2 separate regions of the Homo sapiens genome follow, and region 2 is linked to region 1. Evidence: chromatin contacts called from ENCODE Hi-C or POLR2A ChIA-PET data. All regions are on one chromosome and are shown on one strand. The core of a region is the stretch at or near the end of the contact, and the rest is flanking DNA. Distances in the headings are between cores, read along the strand shown. Region 1 holds the start of SERINC3 (serine incorporator 3). Region 2 holds the start of R3HDML-AS1 (R3HDML antisense RNA 1).

What was found. Hi-C counts contacts between places; a loop is a spot of excess contacts on that map. ChIA-PET counts read pairs that join two places held with the same protein, here RNA polymerase II (POLR2A).
Region 2: a map of Caco-2 shows a loop between it and region 1 (6-fold over the local background). The contact joins the promoter of R3HDML-AS1 here to the promoter of SERINC3 in region 1. A Hi-C loop is called at or near these places in 1 of 168 maps with a recorded cell type or tissue (Caco-2). POLR2A ChIA-PET finds 5 or more read pairs at or near these places in 3 of 52 experiments (HepG2, OCI-LY7 and Panc1).

What each region holds. Positions count from the first base shown.
Region 1 is chr20:44,517,034-44,524,073 of GRCh38, reverse strand. It overlaps SERINC3 (serine incorporator 3), which reads left to right and starts at 2,004. Exons shown (of 10, transcript NM_006811.4): 1 at 2,004-2,161. The coding sequence starts at 2,123. RefSeq lists enhancers at 1,812-2,106, 2,013-2,322, 2,241-2,793.
Region 2 is chr20:44,350,856-44,357,514 of GRCh38, reverse strand. R3HDML-AS1 (R3HDML antisense RNA 1) reads left to right here and starts at 2,273. Exons shown (of 4, transcript NR_184036.1): 1 at 2,273-2,496; 2 at 5,565-5,647; 3 at 6,659. HNF4A (hepatocyte nuclear factor 4 alpha) reads right to left here and starts at 1,816. Exons shown (of 10, transcript NM_175914.5): 1 at 1,662-1,816. The coding sequence starts at 1,710. R3HDML (R3H domain containing like) reads right to left here. Exons shown (of 5, transcript NM_178491.4): 5 at 6,277-6,659. It overlaps HNF4A-AS1 (HNF4A antisense RNA 1), which reads left to right. Exons shown (of 3, transcript NR_172878.1): 3 at 1-771. RefSeq lists an enhancer at 3,985-4,484.

The sequences.
Region 1 (7,040 bases), core at 755-3,254:
TTAAATCCATCACAAGGTGATAGATGTGGGGGCTTTGGGTACCATCAACCGGACAAAAATGCAGGGGCTTAGGGTACTATCAACCGGGTGAATTCCTGGAAACTGCAGCTATCGCTTGCCACAGTATCTTATCAGTTAATTGCATTCTTTGATGTGCTGGGAGTCAGCTTGCACAAGTTAAATCCTTGAGGAAGTGGGATGGGTAAGGAGCGGCAAGTGAAGGAGCCAAAATGGAGTTTGTCTGTCTCCCTCAGCTAAGAGAGAGTCAATTCAGGTTAAGACAAGGTAGGGTATCACACTTTTCCAAGGACTAATCTAGCCTTGTTTTAATCCTTCTTCCTTCTGGATAAAAATTTGTAAGATACCTAATCACTGAATTGCCTCTACTCCTTGACTGTGTCCAATCCAAAACTGTTCTCCTCCTCCTTAAACTCTCCTTAGATTTAGTTACCCAGCATAAACCCAAATCCTAAAATAAGTTCTCCCCAGTCACCTCTTACCAAGACACCTTATATTTTCTCTGATATGTGTTCTCCCTTTCTGAACAAGCTAAATAAACCTAATTCTTTTTGACTACAGGTATGTTTCTGGTAGAATTCGATCTGTAAAATTTATCACAGTCAGCTCTCTTAAGTCCAGACCAGCAATACTCAGACAGGAAGAAGCAAGAATGTTAAGGACTACCTGGAAAGTTCAGTGGTCCTGAAGCAACTTGACTTGAGCTGGTATTTGTGTATGTGTGGTGAGGAGAGGGATCTGGGAAAAGAGAGGTAGGAATTATTAAATGTGAGTAGTTCTCTTTCTTCTTTCATCAGCCCTTTTCATGGCCTTGGGCAAACTTTGAGCCTCATTCCATTTCTGTAAAAGATGAATTTGGAATACATTTTCAAGGAATCCAGGAAATAACATCCCCAAATATGCCACACTGGTATGATGATTGCTTGGGGAACAGCACATGGAGAGAGGGGCTTTTCATGAATTTCCCTTATCAGACTAAAGGCTGACAATCCAGAAGGAATTCAATTATGAATCCCCTTCCAGAGAGTTTTATCTATCAGGGAAGATTAACACACCACAGGAGAAGATATTGAAGTGTGACACCTTGTTGTCCGGACATCATCATTGTTTGCCACATTCCACCTAAACTATTATATGTGTAAGTAAAAAATGTTTTCATTTTCTTCTTTAAGTGAACTCTCAAATTTGACATGTATTTTGAAAGGAATATTTACATCACTGCTTAAATGGGAAATCAGCATTGCTCGGAAGAAATGAAAAGGTTATTGCTAACACACACCTCAAAACAAAACAATATTTTAAAACTGCAGGCATGGTTGCCTGTTTGAGAGATCTGGAAAATGAAGGCTTTACTCTGTTAGAAAGGGAGATAAATACTAGAAAAATGTTAAATACCATACTGGCCTCAAACAACTAGCCTGTTGGTTTGAAATGGGACGTTCTCACTCTGCTGTTTAATATCGCTTAATGTCCTTCATGCACCCTTAGAGCCATTCATTTTTCCCAAATGGGGTGCATCCCACATTTTAGGATACGATTTCCATCGTTTCTAGGTTAATTTGGACTCATCCTTTAGTTCGCAGATTAAAAAATAAATCCTTCAGAGAAGCCTTCCAAGACTACTGCCCAGCTAAATTACTTTCCCCTTACAATAGGAGGCACTAAATACACCTTTATTGAAAGCCTATTCCCCCATACTACTTCATCGTATTCATTACATTGGGGCACGGTGCATTTATGTTGTCAGATCTCCTATTAACTAGAGAATAAATTCTGAGCGTACTGTGCCTCTCTGTACACTTCTGTAACTTCCAGATCTTTGCACAATGAATACAAATGATGTAAGGAATGACACCTTCACAGTTCCTGCAACCCCAGGATGGTTTAGCCCCACCTTCCCCCTCAGCCAATGACAGGCGCCCCCCTCTGCCGCTCCGGTCGCGGACGGTGGGCGGGGCCACGCCGTGACGCATCCGTGCGTCTGTGGAAGGCTGCGTTTCCGGCCTGAGAAACCGTCATGTTTCTGGGGAGTCACCTCAGCTGGCAGTTACCACCGTGTTAGAAAGCAGCCTCAGGACCGGCCACCTCCATCACTGGCGTCACCATGGGGGCTGTGCTGGGTGTCTTCTCCCTCGCCAGCTGGGTGAGTTCGGGGTCCCGAGTCCTCGCCGGACCTGCGGTTTGCGGGGAAAGGCCTCGAGACCAGAGCTGCACGGGCCTTGGCTCCAGAGGCTCTCGGGATGTCAGCAGGCCCTGGGCTACAGAGGGTCTCCGGGGCCCCAGACGCAAATCCGCGATACCCTCAGGTCCAGCTTAGGCGGCTCGCCCTCCGGGTTCCTCGGGGAACGGAAGAGGCTAGGCCGCCATTGTTTACAATTCGGATGGCTCCGCCCTGCGAGGCTTCCTGACTAGGTTCCTCTGGAGCTGGAGAGGGACCAAGGAATGACAGCTCCCAGCGAGGGGCTCCGGTTCCTCCCGAAGCACCTCTTAAGGTGCCATCATTTAGTTCTAGGTGGCTCAAGTAATATTTTTATCCCCTAGCACGGGATTTGCCAAAACTACAGAGTGTGTGGCAAAGCTGGGGTTTTAGCGGAGGCTTGTCTGCAGTTCAGGTGCAAGGGAAAGAAGCCCTTGTGGATTGTTATTCAAAATTGGAAACCAGGGCCTGAATATTTTGGGACTGCTGTAAGTCATTTATCCGAGGATAATCACCCCAGCATTCCTCTCTTCGAGAACGATTGTGACAGTGAAGTGAAGGTTTAATCACCTTGTAAACTGTAAACATTTTAAAGAGAAAATTATAGGGCCTATAAAAGAATATGCTGAGTTCCCTCATTTACCCACTTCAGAGGAGCGTGATTCCTTGATTCCTCATTCTCCAGCTGATTTAATTGACCAAGTGTGTAGAAAAAGCACACTCAGTTTCTCCTGCTGTACTCACAACACACTTTTGACACCTGATGTGTGGTGTGTGGGGATTTTCCCCCAAACATCAGGCAAACAGTCAGCTCTGCAGGGGATGCCAACTTGGTGCCCTACAAGTCAATTCCGAAGCTCTCTACTTGGAGATAGCATCAAATCACACAAGTGGAGGGCTCAGTCTCACAAGACTGTGCCCACTTTCTGTGCCAATGGCAAGCCTCAGGTTGTTTTACCTGTGCTTCTGACCGGCCACCTATAAATCAAAGTTCCCGTGACCTCCCTCCTTGGCTTTGATTAATTTGGTCACAAAACTCAAGGAAACATGTTTACTGGTTTATTATAAAAGTATTTTATTTTGTGTATTTATGTATTTTTAATTTTAGATTCAGAGGGTACATATGCAGTTTTGTTACATGGGTATATTGCCTTATCGTGAGGTTTGGGTTTCTAATGATTCCGTTGCCCAAACAGTGAACACAGTATCCAACAGGTAGTTTTTCAACCCCTATCCCCCCACCGTCCTTCCCCACTCTTGGACTCTCCAGTGTTTATTGTTGCCATCTTCGTGTCTGTGTTCCCAGTGTTTAGCTCCCACTTGTAAGCGAGAATATGCTGTATTTGGTTTTCTGTTTCTGTATTAATTCACTTGGGATAGTGGCCTCCAGCTGCATCTTTGTTGCTGCAAAGGACATGATTTTCTTCTTTTTTTATGGCTACTATTAATATATTTTTAAAGATACAGATGAAGTGATATGTAAGACAAGGTGTAGAGGGAACGGGTCTGGAGCTTCCATGCTCTGTCTGGGGCAGTGGCGCCATCTCGGCTCTCTTCAACCTCCAAGGGATTCTCATGTTTCAGCCTCCCGGAGTAGCTGGGATTATAGTGTATGCCACCACGCCCAGCTAATTTTTGTATTTTCAATAAAGACGGGATTTCGCCATGTTGGCCAGGCTGGTCTCGAACTCCTGGGGTGTGAGCCACCATGCCCAGCCAAAAGTTCTTCTGAACTTTGTCCTTCTGAGCTTTTATGCAGGCTTCATTATGTAGTCAGCATTCATTAAATCATTGGCTTTTGGTTACTGACCTAACCTTCAGCCCCTCCTTGGAGGGTCAGGGGTGAGACTGAAAAGTCCCAACCTCCTACTATGACCCTCACCCATCATGAAGCCACCTAGGGGCTGCCAGTCACCAGTCATCTCATTAGCATACAAAAAGACGCTGGTTATTCCAAGGATTTTAGAAATTGTATGCCAGGAAATGGGAACCAAACATACATATATTTGACAGTATTACACCAAGGATTCTGTTTCAGCTCTTTCTACTATTTTTCTTTTTTTTTTTTGGAGGGGGACAGAGTTTTGCTCTGTCACCCAGGCTGGAGTGCAGTGGCTCAGTCATAGCTCACTGCAGCCTTGAACTCCTGGATTCAAGTGATCCTCCCACCTCAGCCTTCCCAGTACAGGTGTGTGACACCATGCCTGGCTTCATTCCACTATTTCTTAGGAACAGAATGTATTTTAAGGTTGTTGGTCCTAAATCAAAAGAGTGTTCCATTTTTAAGGGCTTTCTTGAGAGCAGTGGTTTTCTAATTATTCTGACCTTGACCTAAAGAAAGATTGTACATAGTTGATCTGTGATCTGATGCACCCATATAGAGACAAAGTTTTATGAAATAATCGTTTACTGTACAATTTTTCTTTTATCTTCTATCACATTAGAAAATCCTGGTGAGTTGAAGGCCAGGCATGGTGGCTCACGCCAGGATGGTCTCAATCTCCTGACCTCGTGATCCGCCGGCCTCCCAGAGTGCTTGGATTACAGGTGTGAGCCACCGCGTCTTGCCCGGCTTTTACTCTTAAGTTATATGGGAATCTATTACAGAGTTTGAAAAAAGGAGTGATGTGATCTGGGCCTGTGTTTTAACGAGGTGGTTTCTGGTTGCTGTGTGGAGAATAGATGGTAGAAAAGTAAAGGTAAAGCAGTGTAGGCTGGGAAGAATCTTCCTCCAGCCTTTTGGGTTCTGTTTCTGGGGGCTTGTGAATTAAACTGACAAAACAGATTATTTAGAGTTTATGCATGCAAGACATGTACACACAGGAGTGCTCAGTAATAGTAACTCAAAGGGGGCGGTTAGAACTTGAGGCTTTTTTTTTTTTTTTCGTTTTTGAGAAAACAAGTTCCACTCTTGTTGCCCAGGCTGGAGTGCAATGGTGGGATCTTGGCTCACTGCAATCTCCACCTCCCAGGTTCAAGCGATTCTCCTGCCTCAGCCTCCCAAGTAGCTGGGATTACAGGCATGTGCCACCACGCCTGGCTAATTTTGTATTTTTAGTAGAGATGGGGTTTCTCCATGTTGGTCAGGCCGGTCTTGAACTCCCGACCTCAGGTGATCTGCCCACCTCAGCTTCCCAAAGTGCTGGGATTACAGGTGTGAGCCACTGCACCCAGCCAAGGCTTTCTAATTTAGTAGGAAAAAGGAAGCTGGGAGAAAGGCTTCTATGAGAAGAACAAATAGGTTTCTTTAGGAAAGACAAGTTTTTTTAGGAGAATAAATAGGAAATACGTTTGTGGTAGTACTTGTTTATGCAGGTATGGTGGGTCTTTCCAGCTTCTTCATGATCTTAAAACTGCCCTGGAGAGGGACTTTATGGCAGCCTCGTTTCCCAGAAGTTGCTGCTTTTAGTCAGATAAGAGAAGCTCCCAGAAGGCTTTTTTTTTTCCTCTGCATCTGTTGAAGCTCAGATGCTTCAGCTTAAAAGCTTAAAATAATCTTTATAACAATTCAGGGCTTCTTTTTTTTTTTTTTTTTTTTTTGAGGCTAATTTTGCATTTTTAGTAGAGACAGGATTTCACTGTGTTGGCCTGGCGGGTCTTGAACTCCTGACCTCAGGTGATCTGCCTGCCTTGGCTTCCCAAAGTGCTGGGATTACAGGCGTGAGCCACTGTGCCGGCCAACTCAGAGCTTCTGAATGGGTCGCTACAGCTGTGAGATGGGAACTTTTGCGCTTAATCCAGATGAGAGATGATAGTTGTGGCTTGGACAAAGGTGATAGCTAAGGATACTGTGAAAATGGTCAGATTCTGGATATATTTTAAGGGTAGAGCTGATGTACTGACAGATTGGATGAGGATTTTGGGAAAAGGGAAGGCATTCGGGATGACTCCAGGTTTTGGGCCCAAGCAACAGGAAGAATGGAGTTGTCATTTACTGAAATAGAAAAATGACATAACATATAGTAGGACAGATTTGTCCCACAGATATTTACTGAGTACCTGCTCTGTAAAGATACAAAAGATATAACGTTGTAAAGATAGTCTCCCCTTCGAGATATTTACATTCTTAAGACAACTATAGGTAAGTAAGTTTATTAGTTTGCCAGGGCTTTATAACAAAGTACCACAGACCGAGTGGCTTAAACCCAGTGATTTCTTATCTCTGAATTCTAGAGGCTGGAAGTCTGGGATGAAGGTGTCAGCAGGGTTGGTTCCTTCTAAGGGTGGTGAGAGAGAATCTGTATCATGCCTCTCCCCTGGCTTTTTTTTTTTTTGGTTTGCTGGCAGTCTTTGATGTTCCTTGGCTTGTAGATCTCTGCCTTCACATGGCATGTGGAATTCTCCCTGTGTTGTAAGCCTTTGTCCAAGTTTCCCCTTTTTATAAGGACACAGTTATATTGAATTAGCTGCTCACTCTACTCCATATAACCTCATCTTAACTTACTACATCTGCAGTGACCAAGTAAGGATACATTTTGAGGAATTGGGCATTAGGACTTCAACATAAGAATTTGTGGAGGACATGCCTCTGCAGTGTTTGGCCTATACTGTAGTTAAGAATTGGAGACTGAGACTGGCTGGTCAATTTCCCATTGCTATTGCAATTACAAATAATAATGGCTACCACGATATATTGAGCCTGATAAATATGTCAGGCATTATACTAGGTTCTTTATATTCCTGACATCATCTCATTCTTTGCTCAATCACCCTGTTCGAGTAGGTGGTATTATGCTCATTTTTACAGATGAGAAAACTGAACTTTTTTAGAATGTTAGCACCCTGCTGCAAACCACACAAAATTATCATAAAGTGCACACAAGAT
Region 2 (6,659 bases), core at 1,024-3,523, 170 kb after region 1:
CACCCCTAGCTTAGCCTTATGACCTGGGCTGTCCTTCCCCAGAAGCTGTCTGGCCCCTTTGAGAGACAATGTCTTCCCCTAGCCACAGGTTCAACCAAGTCATCCATTGGCATCTATACTCCAGGTCTTAAAATTGTGGATTAAGGGTGGCCTCACCCTTAATCTCCTCTATGCTATCTCCTCTAATCTCCCCGCTCTCTGGGAGATAGGTCCTGTTGTTATCTTCATTTTACAGATGAGGAAATAGGTTCAGAGAGGGGAAATGTCTTGCCCAAGGTCACACAGCTGGTGTGTGGGATGGGTTCCCAGGCTGTTGGTTTCTTCAGCCTCTGCCATTTCCAGTGCATCACATATTCCTGTTTGATGGGGGTCAAAGCAAAGAAGATTCTTCCTGACTAGAGTCAGGAGATCAGGCCCTGATTCTGTCATTCCCTGGCCCTCTGTCCTCAGCAATTGATGACATAAATGTTGATTGTGTCTTTGCAATGCACGTGGTATCAAGGGCTTTACATCCTTGTTCCCCACGGCATCCACCATGATCTTAAGACACATCCTAGTCCTGTCTCCACTTCAGAAAGAAAGCAAGAGGCACGTGAATGTTGAGCCGTGTGACAGAGTCACAACTAGACCCCGAGGTCTGCTGGATTCCAGAGACCAAGTTCTGTGCGGGTGTGTGATTTGAACAGGTTTATAAAAGGCACCCAACTTTTAAAAAATCCAAAATGTGTCCCCAAAAGATAAAACATTCTCTTGAATTTCCCTCCTCAGAAACAAACCTGTCACCAATTTTATTGTGTCATTCCACGAATTTTCTATGCGTGGAATGTACACGTATACGCGTGTGTACATATATACATCTATATCCGTTTCGCTATCAGCAACTACACAGTTCTTCAGTGTACCGTTTTCACTTAATTTAACTGAGAGGTTCTTCCCTGTCACACACAGATGTGCGTTGTTTCCTTGAACAATGGGATAGCATTCCACTGTAAAGACGTCTCACGCTTTATTTACCCGTCTTCCCTCTGCTGAGGGACATTGGGTTGCTTCCAATGTGGGGGTCACCCTAAGGAGTGAGCCTGAGCCTTTCACTCTCAGTAACACATGCTTTCTAGCCCTGCATCTGAGTTTCACACGTCCGCACAAGATATTCTCATTTTCCAACGCTCCACCCTGCGCGGCGCTTTCTACCTCCTCCCCATTATCCAGAGCCAACGGAGGTGCGGAGCGACCGAGCTGCCCGGTCCCACGCCCAGCTTGATAATGCACCAGCAACGTGACCTAGGCCCAGCAAGCCTCTCCTGGTGGACCTCAATTTGCCCCGCATCGAAACAGGACGGTGCTTCCAAGCCCCACCCTCTGTGGGGTTTTGGAAAGACCCCTGAGATGCATTCCCAGGAAGGCCTCTGGACAGACAAAATGAGCCAAGCCTCTGCCCCAGGGCTTCTCGGCCCCTCCCAGCACTTCTCGCACCAAGCAGGCCATGCCCCGGCTTGAGAGCTTAGGGAAGCGGTCACATTGCCTCCGTGGGGCTTCCTGCCCTTCCAGAGGAGCTCCAGGAGGAGCTTTGGGCCCGTAAGAAACACACGGGGAGGTGTCCCATGGCCTCCCAAAGCTGACCGCAGTCCCGCCCTGTCCAGTCTTCCCCCAGCCCCACTTACCGTAAGAACTCTCCACTGGAGCCCCGAGGGGCGCGTTCACGCTGACCATGGCCAAGCCCACCCAGCCGGAGAGCTGGGGGCATGGAGGAGCAGGGGCCCGCTCACAGCAGCAGCACAGCCACCAGGAGCCCGTCCACCAGGAAGGCGGTGAGTGCGGCCAGCTGCCACCGCCCGGTTATCTTATTGATTCTTCTAATCACCCAAGGTGGGTGGATACGTTAAAGAGTAACCAGTCACTTAGGGAACCCGCGGCTGGGGACTGTTGCTGTCTCCATGGCAATGGCGACCTGGCCAGACCTGAGGTCCACTCGGGTCCTAGTCCTGCACTCTGGGGTTAGGGGAACCCAGAGCCAGGTGTATGGGGACATCAGCCCCCCAATTTGAGGACAGGGCCGGAGCAGAAGGGGCTGGAGAGGTGAGAGTCCAACCTGGGTTGGGTTTTATGGCTCCAAACTATGGGTGTGTCACCATGCAGGAAGTAGTGGGAAAACCGAGGGAGGGGCAGAGGAAAAAAGGAGGGTGGAGAACTGTGTTTAGTGAGTGCCTACTGGATGCTGGGAGTTGCATACAGGCGTTACCATATTTAAATTAAACCTTGAGATGAAGGGACTGAAGGACAGAGAGAAATTGCATGCCTGGAGTCTCACTGCTAGTACATAGAGGTGTTATCTTCCTTTCATCTAACATATTTATTGAGCACCTACTATGTACCAGGCCTTGTGCTAGACTCTGGGGATATGGAAATGAGCAAAGTAGATGTACCCCCGAAACTTGTGGACTAATGGAGGAGACGGACCTTAATCAGATCGTCATTCAAAGATACTATTACAAACTGGTGAGTGATATGAGGGGTGGAGAAACATGGGGCTGCCTCCAGGCCAATGGGACAAAGTCATCCTGTCTGGCGTCTCCTCTGGTCTCCTTCCCCATTCTAAATTCAACCTGCTGCTGAAACTCACACACTCTGTTTTAGCTCCCTGGCATGTTAGACACCTGCCACCTAGCTTTTTTTTTGGAACAGCCCCGTTTCTTTTGTCTCAGTTTTGGATCTCACCACCTGCTTGGGGATTCTGAAATCAAGGTCATTCATCCTGTTAGAGAGAGCTGAAATGAGAACAGTGAAACAAATTCTGGACTCAGAAAAATCAGAAAACTCCAGCTCTATTATTTTCTTGCTGTATGTTTTTTAGTAAATTATTTCATTTCCTTATAGGAATACCTAGCTCATAGTTTGCCCTGCTTCTAAAATAGCTAATTGATAATATTCCTCTTCTCTTCCCATAGTCTCTTTTTTCAGCTTTATCAATCACCTCAGAGGGACCTTCAGCCCCTACAGATGGGCATGGGTTGCATTAAAATGTCCTTTCTTTTCTAAAACAACAGTGATAACAAACGTTAGATTTTGGGGCCGGGTGCAGTGGCTCACGCCTGTAACCCCAGCATTTTGGGAGGCCGAGGCGCACCGATCACGAGGTCAGGAGTTTGAGGCCAGCCTGACCAACATGGTGAAACCCCGTCTCTACCAAAAATAAAAAAATTAGCCGGGCATGGTGGCAAACGGGAGGCTGAGGCAAGAGAATCGTTTGAACCAGGGGGACAGAGGTTGCAGTGAGCCAAGATCGTGCCACTGCACTCCAGCCTGGGCAACAGAGAGAGACTCCATCTCAAAATAAATAAATAAATAAATAAATAAATAAATAAATAAATAACTTCGATATTTTTTAAAAAAAAGTATTAATATTCTTGGTCGGGTGTAGTGGCTCATGCCTGTAATCCCAGCAGTTTGGGAGGCTGAGGCAGGTGGATCACTTGAGGTCAGGAGTTTGAGACCAGGCTGGCCAACACGGTGTAATCCCATCTCTACTAAAAATACAAAAATTAGCTGGGTGTGGCAGCGAGCACCTGTAATCTCAGCTACTCGGGAGGCTGAAGGAGGAGAATCGTTTCAACCTAGGAGGCAAATGTTGCAGTGAGCCAAGATTGCACTACTGCACTGCAGCCTTGGCGACAGAGCCAGACTCCATCTCAGAAAAAAAAAAAGTATTAATATTTTTATATGGGGGTGGGGGAGGTTTGCTAACCCTATGTCAATTTCCCAAAATGTTCTGGAGATTTAAGTGGTACGTAACCCCCTGCATGAAGTGGCGTCATGAGGTCACATAACTACGAAGGAGCCAACACAGAACTGGAATTCAGCATCATCTGACCCCAAAGCCCGTGCTATTTCAACAGGTCTCACATTGCCTTCCTGAGCACCAGGATAATGAGGATGACAACCACTGGCATTTATGAACTCTTTAGTTTGTCAGCATTGTATATTCTTAACGTCATTGAATTGTCACTGTCAATATTCCCATTTTACAGATGTAAAAACTGGGATTCAAGAAGTTTCATTAAATCTGTTCTTTTTTTTTTTTTTTTTTTTCTGAGACAGAGTTTTGCTCTTGTTGTCCAGGCTGGAGTGCAATGGCGCCATCTCGGCTCACTTTAACCTCCGCCTCCTGGGTTCAAGCGATTCTCCTTCCTCAGCCTCCCAAGTAGCTGGGATTACAGGCACACAGCACCACGCCTGGCTAATTTTGTATTTTTAGTAGAGACGGGGTTTCACCATGTTGGTCAGGCTGGTCTGGAACTCCTGAACTCAGGTGATCCACCTTCCTTGGCCTCCCAAAGTGCTGGGATTACAGGTATGAGCCACTGTGCCAGGGAAGAGACAAGCCAAAAGTGCCACTGTAAGGTGGGAATTCCACGTGATCTCTTCGGTTTTCCATTTCTGATACTGCCTTCGAGAGCCCATTCCAAAAAATAAAGTAGGAAAGATATAGTCTAAGAACAATGAACTCACAACAGTGTCCTTAATTCTCTCTCTCTTTTTTTTTTTTTTTTTGAGACACAGACTTGCTGTGTCACCCAGGCTGGAGTGCAGTGGTGCAGTCTTGGCTCACCGCAACCTTCACTTCCTGGGTTCAAGCAATTCTGGTGTCTCAGCCTCCTGAGTAGCTGGGATTACAGGCGTGCCCCACCATGCTTGGCTAATTTTTGTAATTTTAGTAGAGACAGGGTTTCACTGTGTTGCCCAGACTGGTCTTGAACTCCTGGCCTCAAGCTATCTGCCGCCTTGGCCTCCCAAAGTGCTGGGATTACAGGCATGAGCCACCACGCCCAACCTCTTAATTCTCTTATTTCACTCATTTCCAGCATTTGGAAGCTAGTACTCACCCCATGCCTCATTTATCTCATCTGTAAAGTGGAGCAATAGTATACGTGCATGCACTTGTGCATTGATCTAGCCTTCTGCAGAGCGGGGCCCAAAGCGCTGTTAGTTCCTTCCCCTGGTCTTCCAGTTGAGCTGGTTTTCCTCTCACCCATCTTCCCCCACCCAGTTCCCATTCCTTGTGTTTTGACCCTCTTGGGAGCCAAGAGAGGGAGGGACCAGAAAGAGCCACTACACTGGATCTCAAAAGACTTTATTGGGGGTGGAATGGGAGGGGGTGACATGCACAGGATGAGAAAATTCATTCCATCCAGGACAACGTAGGGACTCCATGGAAAAGGGCCTGTTTTCCATCCCGGGTCTTCAAAGGAAAAGCTCTCCAGCCAGGCAGGGAGTGGGCCCCAGCTGCAGGGCAAGGTCTGAGGGAGGAGATTTTACTATCTCTGGAGACAAAAGGACTTTTGTGTGCTATGATCCCTGGGTGGGATGGTGGGGGGAGAGGGGAAATGGTTTATTGGAATGAGAGTAAGATTATATGGGAGAAAAAGAATCAGAGATGCAGAGACCAAAACAAAAACAGGCAGAGATAGAACGGACAGTAGACAAAAGAGAGAGAGACCGAGGCAGAGATAGAGAAAAAAAGGCCCAGAGAGAGTCCCCTCAGGCCAACTTTGGTTTTCACTTCTCAGTTCTGAGAGCCGAGGAAGCAGGAAGGAGCTGTGAGAGACTGAGCTCTAACCTTGGCCATCAAAGACAAGCTGTGCAGCTCTGGGTAAGTTACACCCTGCTCTGAGCCTCAGTGTACCCATCTGTAAAAAGGGGGGCCTGGACTCTGTCGTGGCTCCAGTACCATGCAGTGGGGGTGGGGGGGCGGATGTCCACAAGCCAATTTCAATGTTTTTCAAAATCATGGGCCTGAAATGTGCCCAACTCAGGGAGCGAATCACGAGTCCTCAAAGACTGCCCAGAAACTGGTTGACTGTTATGAGACGAATGAAAGCGGGTTTCCTTTCTTTCTTTCTTTTTTTTTTTTTTTTTAGAGACAGAGTCTCACTCTGTCCTCAGGCTGGAATGCAGTCGCTGGATCTCTGTTCACTGCAACCTCCGCCTCCTAGGTTCAAGCGATTCTCCTGCCTCAGCCTCCCGAGTAGCTGCGATTATAGGCGCGAGCCACCACTCCTGGCTAATTTTTGTATTTTTAGTAGAGACAGAGTTTCACCATGTTGGCCAGGCTGGTCTCGAACTGTTGACCTCAGGTGATCCACCTGCCTCAGCCTCCCAAAGTGCTGGGATTACCGGTGTGAGCCGCCGCACCCAGTGGAATTCCTTTCATTGGATGGACAAAGTCATTTGGGTTTGACAAAGCCTGAGAGTTACAAAACCGAGGTGCCAGGTTTTTTATTTGTTTGTTTGTTTGTTTCTAAATAGAGATGGGGTATCGCCAGGCTTTCCAGGCTGTTCTCCAACTCCAGGACTCAAGTGATTCTCCCACCTCAGCCTCCCAAAATACTGGGATTATAGGTGTGAGCCATTATGCCTGGTCCCAAGGTGCCAGTTCTATGCCTTCCAGCCTTGGTTCTCTGAGAACCGAATTAATGAAAGATGCAGGGCTCTTTCCCAGAGGCCCAAGAAAAGAAAGATGCAACTAGGAAAGAAGGAAGGCAAGGAGGTCATTTTCTTTTGACCCATGTTGGACATTTAAGAAGGGGATCTAGGAGGGAAAATTCAACAGGGGGTGATTCTAACTCATATCCTTTAAAGAAACAATTATTTCTCCACCCAGT